Linked DNA regions of Mus musculus: region 2 is linked to region 1. Evidence: chromatin loops called from intact Hi-C (ENCODE). Cell type or tissue: left cerebral cortex. All regions are shown on one strand. Each heading gives the region's core, and the rest is flanking DNA. Links, peaks and the distances in the headings are about the cores only. Region 1 holds the start of Tmem231 (transmembrane protein 231). Region 2 holds the start of Cfdp1 (craniofacial development protein 1).

Region 1 (4,386 bases), core at 308-4,307:
AGCAGGCGTGGTGGCTCACAACTGCAGTCTCAGCGCTGAGCAGGCACAGGCTGGAAGACCGAAACACAAAGTCTTTAAGGTCATCCTAGGCTACAAAACCAAGCCATCCTGGATGACATGACATGCAGTCTCAAGAAACTAAAAGGGTATGTGTTGGTGGCCTGGGGGAAGAGTCTTGACCATCTGAAGAATAAAAGAGTGCAATGATGTTAAAACAAAACAAAACTTCCAAAGCAAAAACTTTTGCATTAGTTACCTAATGAGAGTGTGTTAGAAGCCCTCCCCAGGCTGGGTGGCTGGCGGTAGTAGCAGAGGGGAGGGAGAGGTTGACAAATCTCTGAGTTCGAGGCCAACCTGGTCAACAGAGCAAGTTATTTGACAGCCAGCGCTACACAGAGAAACCCTGTTCTAACAAATAGAAAGAAACGCTTTCCAGATGTTTAAATAAGATTTGCCGAGTCTCCACCTCTTTCATGAGAATCCTCTACTGACATTCCACGGGGGAAGCTGGAGCCTGCGCTCCCCTCCCACTCCCACCAGGCCCCATCGCACCTCCCCCTCTCTCATCCCTTCAGTTTCCCTAGGTGCGCATTTTGCTTAGTCAGCCTTTCATGTCGTAACTAAGACTACTACGCAAGTCCGGTTCGCAACCTTGACTGCGCATCCTTCCTAGCGTCTTCTCGTGGCTTATTTCCTTGCAGTTAACAATTACTTTACTTGCTTGCTTTGTTTTCTCTAAGTGCATGAAATTTCAACAAAACGCTTCCACTGGCATTCAGACGTGCATGACTTAAGTCTGGGCCTCACGTCTGTAGTCCCAGCTTCGTAGCTGGCTGAACTGGGCTTACAGCTTGGGCAGGCAACATAGCAATAACCCATCTCAAAAAGAATAAAAAAGCTGTAGGATTTAGTTAAAGCTTTGTTTATTCACTTACTAATTTTAATAGTAAAACGATTGGAGCAAATTAAAAAAAAAAAAAATCAAGGATGGGTAATGAGATAGCTCAGCAGGTAAAGACTCCTGCAGCCAACCCTGGGAATCCAAGCTGGATTCCCGGGACAGTGACAGGAGGGAACTGACCCCTCCAAGTTGTCTTTTGACTTTACATGCCAGCGCTACGCTTTTGAGACTGAATAGCCCTGAGCTTGCTGTATAGGTCAGGGAAGGGGGGGGGCAATCCTGCCTCAGGTGGAGGTTAGAAACAAAATATTTACTAACAAACACCTAGTTAAAGTCATCACTCTGCCCATGTCATTATATGAACGGCAAGGGATGACCGTAAGGAAGCACTTGATTTATGCGAAAGTAAACACTAAACTGCAGCCAGTAAAATGTTTCCCTTACACAGGAGACAGCTGCAGTGTGGCAAAGAGTTGAGAAGCCTAACCCAGACAGGCGTGGCTTGGCTAGAGCAGGACCTGAGAATTCAACCAATCACCGCTTGCCCCGCCCTACCCCGCATCAAGTCTGCATAAAAACACTGGTACTTTCTGTCTTTACAGCTTGGTGATGTTCAAACTCAGCAGCGTACTGGGGTGTACAGAACTCCGCCTACAAGCCCTCAAAGGGGTTTTTTCTTCAGCCACCTTTCCATTCAGAAAATGACCAGCACCAGAAACAGGCTCTGGACTCTTGTTGTCCGGCAAACACAGTGCCTGCACGGCTGCCTTTCTAGGGAAACCTGGAGAAACTGAATAAAACTATCTAGAAAGTTAAGCATGCGCAGGCCAAAGGGACTTTTGTTTCCAACCCTCGTGGCTCCTTAAGATCCAAGCTGTGGGACTGAGAGTGGCTCAGTGGTTAAGTCCTTGCATGCAAGCACAAAGCCTTGGGTTTGATTCCCAGCACCCCATATACCCCAGCAGGGCGTTGCATAGCGAATCCCCGGCACTGGGAAGGTGAAGGCCGAGTATCAGTTGTTGAAAGACGACTTTGGCTATATAGTTTAAGGCAAGCCTGGGATACACGAGACTCTGCTCTCACACCCGGTCAAATGACCCAAACTGGGATCTCACTCCATCCTATCACCCCCAGGATCCGGGCGGGAACCACGCACCGACACGAGCGGGACGCGCAGGTGAGCCCCCTGCAGCCGGTTGAAGGTGGGGAACGTGCTCCAGGCGAGGAAGGCTTCAGGCTCCGGCCCCAGGAGAGCCACGAGCAGCACTTGGTGCTGGAAGCGCACGTTCGGCTGCTCCTCGTAGCTGCTCCGCTTCAGCCAAAACCCTGCGGGAGACAAGGCGGGTTGGGGGGAGCCAGGTTAGGATTGCCGGCCTGGGCCCGCCGGCCGCGCCGTGTGGCCCTCCAGGCCCGGGCAGGCTCACCGTGGCTCCGGAAGGCCACCAGCAGCGGGGGGATGTAGGTGAGCGCGGTGGTCAACAGCAGGAAGAGCGCGGCCTTGGAGCAGAGCCCCGCGCGGTAAGCGCGCTCGATTGGGTGAGAGAAGAGATGGTACAGCGCCATGAGCGCAGGGCCGCAGCGCCGAGTCTCCACGGCAACCGACGGCGGGCAGAGGAACCAATAGCAGGCATGCAGGCCTCTAGAAGGGGGTGGAGCTAGCAGGAGGAGGGTCCTGTGTTAGTGCTGTGCCTGCGCGTCTCTTCAAGAAGGCAACTGTATGGGCTGGTGAGATGGCTCAGCCGGTAAGAGCGCTGACTGCTCTTCCAAAGGTCCTGAGTCAAATCCCAGCAACCACATGGTGGCTCACAACCATCCATAATGAGATCTGACGCCCTCTTCCGGAATGTCTGAAGACAGCTACAGTGGTGTACTTACATATAATAAATAAATCTTAAAAAAAAAAAAAAGAAAGCAACTGTAATGATATTTTCACTCACCAAAGTCTGTGTCAATTGTACAAAATCAGACGTGCATAGATGTTGACATCACCCCATAGATCATCTATTAACTCATGACATAAGGATGGTTGATGTAGCTTAGTTGGTAGAGGGCTAGCCTACTATACAGGAAGCCCTGAGTTCATCTCCAGCACTTCATTAAACCAGGCACCTTGGCCCACATCTGTAACACTAACAACTCTTCAGGTGAAGACAGAAGGATCAGAAGTCCAAGGTCATCTTTAGCTACATTGTGAGTTTGAGACCAGCCAGAGATACTGGAGACTTTGTTTCAATGCAAAAACTCCATTGAGGTTCATACTGAAGTCGGGACATTCCTATAACAAGGCCACCGTCCTAGAACCAGGTACTTTTGTCTTCAAGGTTAATGCTTTCACTATGCCCCATAGCAGGAAAGATAGAAAACAGGAAACAAACCCCCTGATTATTTAAAGGTTAGAACAAAAACAAAAAATAAAAGGCCGGGCGTAGTGGTGCACGCCTTTAATCCCAGCACTCAGGAGGCAGAGGCAGGCGGATTTCTGAGTTTGAGGCCAGCCTGGTCTACAAAGTGAGTTTCAGAACAGCCGGGGCTACACAGAGAAACCCTGTCTCGGAAAAAAAAAAAAAAAAAAAAAGGTTAAAGGGTATTTTACTAAATGGCTCCTTCTGTTGTACTTTGTTAGCTATAAACACTGATACTGTCTTCCCCAAAGTTAGCATTAGCTGATCACTTAGGTAAATACTAACACCAATATCTTAACATGGAAGACAGATTTTTACCTGTTTGGAAGTAGGGTCTTACTATGTAGCCTGTGCTGGCCCTCAATTCTCCTTTCTCCAGGTCCTCTGCAAGAACAATCGGTGCTCTTAACAATTGGGTCATCTCTCCAGCTCCCACCATCTATCTTAATTCTGGAAAGGCTGTCCTCTGACCTCTACATGCCTGTCATGGTGCTCATCTGCATCTATGCACAAATAATGAATAAGTAAATGTAGTGTAACATGTAAGTAAGCTGGAGAGGCCGGTTTTCCAGAGGATCAAGGTTTGACTTTCAGCACCCACACAGGGGCTCAGAGCCAACTGTAACTCCAGTCCTAGGGGATCCAACAGCTTCTGTGGGCACTGCAGACACATGGTCCATAGACACACACGCAGGCAAAACACCCAAACACATGTAGTTAAAATAAAGGTGTTGGCACACAGCTTTGATCCCAGTGTTTAGGAGACAGAGGCAGTCAGATCTCTGAGTTCTAGGCCAGCCTGGTCTACAGAGTGACTTCCAGGACAGCCAAGGCTACAATGAAAAACCTTGTCTCAAAAAATAAATAATAATAATAATAGGAAATATAAATGTATTTTTAAATTAAAAAATAAAAACTGTGCTTAAATAACCGTTTTGGAATGGCTGAATGTAATGTAGATTCTTTGTGGTGGTTGTTCTCTGAGTAAGAGAATGTTTGCCTCCAAAGAGTCGACAGAAGGAAACATACACTGTCGCTAAGTCACCGGTGAGACAGGGAGGTGACTGTTACGAATTTAGAAGT
Region 2 (4,386 bases), core at 272-4,271, 79 kb before region 1:
CTTGTTTTAAGGTCTCAGTCTTCCTAATGCTGCCACCCTTTAATAAATAGCCTCATGTTGTGGTGACCCCCCCAACCATACATTTTTAGGGAATTGCCAGCTTCGTCCACTCTGAAACTCAGTTGTATGCCTACTTTATGACTTGTTTGTTACTACTTTATTTTGTTGCTACTTTATAACTTAATTTTGCTACTGTTATGAATTATTATATAAACATCTGTGTCTGGATGGCCTTAGGCCACACTGGTGAGAGAACTTTCTACACCTAATGTTTTTGGGTTTTTTTGTTTTTTTAAAGATTTATTTATTTTATTTTATTATATGTGAGTACACTGTAGCTGTCTTCAGATGCACCGGAAGAGGGCGTCAGATCTCATTACGGGTAGTTGTGAGCCACCATTGGTTGCTAGGATTTGAACTCAGGACCTTCGGAAGAGCAGTCGGTGCTCTTAACCACTGAGCCATCTCTCCAGCCCTACCTAATGTTTTTGAGACAGTGTTTCTCACTGGACAGAAGCTCACTAAGCCAGTGAGATCCGAGGATTGCTCCTGTCAACATTCAAAAGGCCACAGTTAGAGGCACCCACAAGATACCTCCAGCTTTTCTGTGGGTGCTGGGCATCTGAACTCAGGATCTTAAGCTGCACAGCTAGCTTTCTTATCCACAACGCCTAGAGTTACTTTTCGCCTAAGCAACTACACTGGAATAAATAACTTTACGGAAACGCCTAAGCCAGGGCAAGGTACAAGATGAGAAGGGAGTATGTTTTGGTATTAAGATGTACTGGTAGTTGGGCATTGGTGGTGCACGCCTTTAATCCCAGCACTCGGGAGGCAGAGGCAGGCGGATTTCTGAGTTCAAGGCCAGCCTGGTCTACAGAGTGAGTGCCAGGATAGCCAGGGCTACAAAGAGAAACCCTGTCTCGAAACAAAACAAAACAAAAAAGACATACTGGCTGAAGTTAAGAACACGGGTTGCTTTTTCAAAGGGTCCACTTACAATCCCTAGCCCCGATTCAAGGGTCCACAATCGTCTATAATTCGACTTCCAGGGGATATTAATACCTATTCTAGGCTCTGAAGACACTAAATATACATGTAGATACATACAAATAGATGTGCATGTAGGCAAAACACTCACACACATAAATGTTTAAAAGATTTGTCTGGACCTCGCATAAGCTGGATTCTTAGTGTGCTCCTCTACCGCACCCCAAGAAAAAAAAGATAGCTAGGCCATTAAGAGTGTGCGCTTCAGCCGGGCGTGGTGGCGCATGCCTTTAATCCCAGCACTTGGGAGGCAGAGGCAGGTGGATTCGAGGCCAGCCTGGTCTACAAAGTGAGTTCCAGGACAGCCAGGGCTATAGAGAAACCCTGTCTCAAAAAAAAAAAAAAAAAAAAAAAAAAAAAAAAAAGAGTGTGCGCTTCATTCCAAAGGATCTGACTTTGGTTCCAGAGTCGGGCGGCTCACAACTGAGTGTAACTCCTTCACCTGGGGACCCGATACCCCCTTCTGTCCTCTTTGGCCACCTGAATGCACCGCCATACATACACAAAAATAATAAGGGGCTGGCGAGACGACTCAGCTCTACAACCACCTGTAACTCCAGTCCCAGAAGCCCTAGGCACACACATGATGTACAGAGACAGACAGACATTCAGGAAAAAACACTGATATACGTGCCATAAAATCTCTAAAAATAAAACTTTTGAAAAAGTTCTTAAAAGAGGACGATGGGTAGCTCCTGCAAAGAGGGAAAACACATTATCACATCAACTTTCTAACAAGCCGATCCCTTCCGAACCCAGAGGCGGACAATTGAGTTTCGGACGTGAAGGAAGCTGGCAATTCCCTAAAAACAATCTCCAATGTCCGGGTCGGCTTCCAGAACCAGCCGGTAGGTAGGTAGTACGCTCAGCCTGCGGGCTTCACGCGCCTGTTCCCGCGCTCCGAGGGGGCGGCGGCCCAGGACAGCAGCTATGCAGAACCGACACATGCGTGTTCCAGGCCGCCTGAGGGCCGGGGTCCTGATAACCCGAACTCCGGAGCCCACGGGCCGTGGGGACCTCGCGATCACGAGGCCCACGCCCTGGGGACCGTCCGGGAGAGTCTCGAGTGAGGTGTGAAGCGTGGAAACCACCCTCCTTTCGCCTCAGGCCGAATCGCTCACCGGACGGCAAGTAGTCCTCATCCTCGTCCGATGTGGAGAAGTCTTCGGAGTCGAATTCCTCCATGCTGCTGTCACTTGGGGCCTGCTACCCACACGACTGCGGCCACTGCCCCAAAATAGCGAAGCTAGATATAGGGCGAGACCATAGGGGTACAGGACCAGCAGCTAGGGCCGCCCTAGAGGCGAGCGCACATGCGCAGGCAGTGCCACGTGGTCAGAGACGACACTTCCGGCTGCTGCGATTGGTCAGTCTACACTCACCGGGCCCTTGTGGGATTCCGGACCCCCACCTCTCAGAAGCGATGCATGCTGGGGCTTGTAGTTTTCAACGGTACCGTGCGTCCTTAATGGAGAATGGCTTATCTGCGGAAATAGTACTTTCTCTTTATACTTGTCTTTTTATTTTGAAATTTGCTCACAAGCTAATATTTTTTCTAACTCTAAAATCAGAGATTAAAATGTCGCTCCCGGATATGCTCAGCGAGTAAAAACTGAAAGCTGAATAGATAGATGCTAAAGTTCCCATCAACTTTTGAGCAAGGCTGAGGCTCTGCCTTTTTGATTCAATTCTCTCGCTAGAATCGAATTCTTTAATGCAGTTTTTGTGCCTTTTCCCTGCATTTTTGTTTTTGTTTGTTTTTTTTTTTTTTCTGCCTAAAATTGCTCCCAAGAACACTACCGAAACTCTGTCTAATATTCTAAGCGCAAGAAGACTGCGACGCTCTTTCCTGAGAAACTCGGCCTGTTAAGTAAGCTACATTCAGGCCTGAGTTACAAGTACTGTTGGCAGTAAGTTCAGCATTAATGAATCAACAATCCGATAATCACTAAAAGACAAAAGGAAATCCGCTTATCTGTGAGGGAAGCCACTACACAAAGTGCTAGATTGACACTTTTGAAACAACGGGAAAGATGGATGGAAAAGCAGTTAAATTTGTGAGTATGTGAGGATTGGCGAGACGGCCCAAAGGTTAACAGTACTTGTTGCTTCTGCAGCAAAACTAGGTTTGGTTCCTAGCATCCCCAACATGGCGGTTCACTACCGCCCTGGTTCTGACCTCAATAGGCACCAGGCATGTATGTAGTACAGTGCAGCAAGCACCTTCACCCACTGAGCCATGCCCCTAGTCCCTCAGAAATCACCTTCTGCCGGGCGTGGTGGCGCACGCCTTTATATATATATATATATACACACATTTTTTTAAAACTGTGATGAGAATATAATGCATACTGTACTGAGAATAATCGAACTCTCGGAGCACATGAAGGAGGAAGATGAGGAAATCTTAGCAGAGAAATCCGTAGGAACAACCAATAGGAAATTTTAGCAGAGACATCGGGAGGACCAACCAATGCTCTGGATGAGTGGGTAAAACCTGGTGGGAGTTGACCAATGGGATGGCAATGGGAATCAGCCTAAGAGTTCACAGCCGTCAAAATATCAGTGTGGAATACATCTAAAGGGGGCTGGGGAAGGTGACGTAGAAGAATGTGACCCAATGCTTAATTGTGCCCTCAAATTTAAGCATGTCACCTCCTCTGGCCCTTATGCTGAGATGCTTAACAGAATGAGGCAGAAAGCCCTGTGTGGTGATGGCACACGATTTTAATTCCAACAATCAGGAGACAGAGACAGGGAGATCTCTGTGAGTTCAAGGCCAGCTTGATCTTCATAAAGTGTTCCAGGTCAGTCAACACTACATAGTAATACTCTTTTTTAGAGGGGCAGGGGTAGGATTTTTTGAGACAGGGTCTCTCTGTGCAGCTCTGGCTGTCCTGGAACTCACTATGTAAACCAGGCTGGCGGTGAACTGAAAGATCCGCCTGTCTCTGCCTCCTGAGTGTTGGGATTAAAGACTTGGGTTTGTGCCTCGCTGTGATACTCAATTTTTAAAAAATAATTAAAAAAGAAAAAAAAGAAAAGATAAAGGAATGAGGCAGGAAACAAAGCAGAAAAGAATGATGCAAATTTTCAGGCAGGACTGGGAGGGAGGGGAAAATGCTTACGTCATCACGTCATCTCCTCATCAAGCCGCGAGAACCGAACACCTGGGGTAGAACCGCTGGATGCTGACGTGTCTCGCTCTTCCTCTCCAGCAGAATAAGCACCACCTATGTGTCCCTTGGTTTTCAGGAAGCAAGCCAAAGTTGAGCAGGTTAGCCACAGTGGGCTAGCTGACCCTCTGCATCCTGCAGTACGGCCGAACATCGGCAT

The links. A loop is a pair of places that touch in the nucleus more often than their neighbours do. Peaks named below come from ENCODE experiments on the same cell type or tissue, not always from the same donor. Only the 100,000 strongest peaks of a DNase experiment are listed, where the experiment ranks them.
Region 2: a loop joins it to region 1, with 3 times the contacts of the local background. A loop is called at or near these places in 1 of 42 quality-filtered maps.

The regions. Positions count from the first base shown.
Region 1 is chr8:111,931,303-111,935,688 of GRCm38, forward strand. Tmem231 (transmembrane protein 231) reads right to left here and starts at 2,511. Exons shown (of 7, transcript NM_001033321.2): 1 at 2,326-2,511; 2 at 2,058-2,227. The coding sequence starts at 2,464. In left cerebral cortex, for the core only: a CTCF peak has its summit at 2,726 (motif pointing left); DNase peaks (open chromatin) are centred at 1,472 and 2,530; H3K4me3 peaks cover 1,396 bases; H3K27ac peaks cover 507 bases.
Region 2 is chr8:111,851,973-111,856,358 of GRCm38, forward strand. Cfdp1 (craniofacial development protein 1) reads right to left here and starts at 2,365. Exons shown (of 7, transcript NM_011801.2): 1 at 2,172-2,365. The coding sequence starts at 2,235. In left cerebral cortex, for the core only: a CTCF peak has its summit at 2,347; a DNase peak (open chromatin) is centred at 2,415; H3K4me3 peaks cover 1,482 bases; H3K27ac peaks cover 494 bases.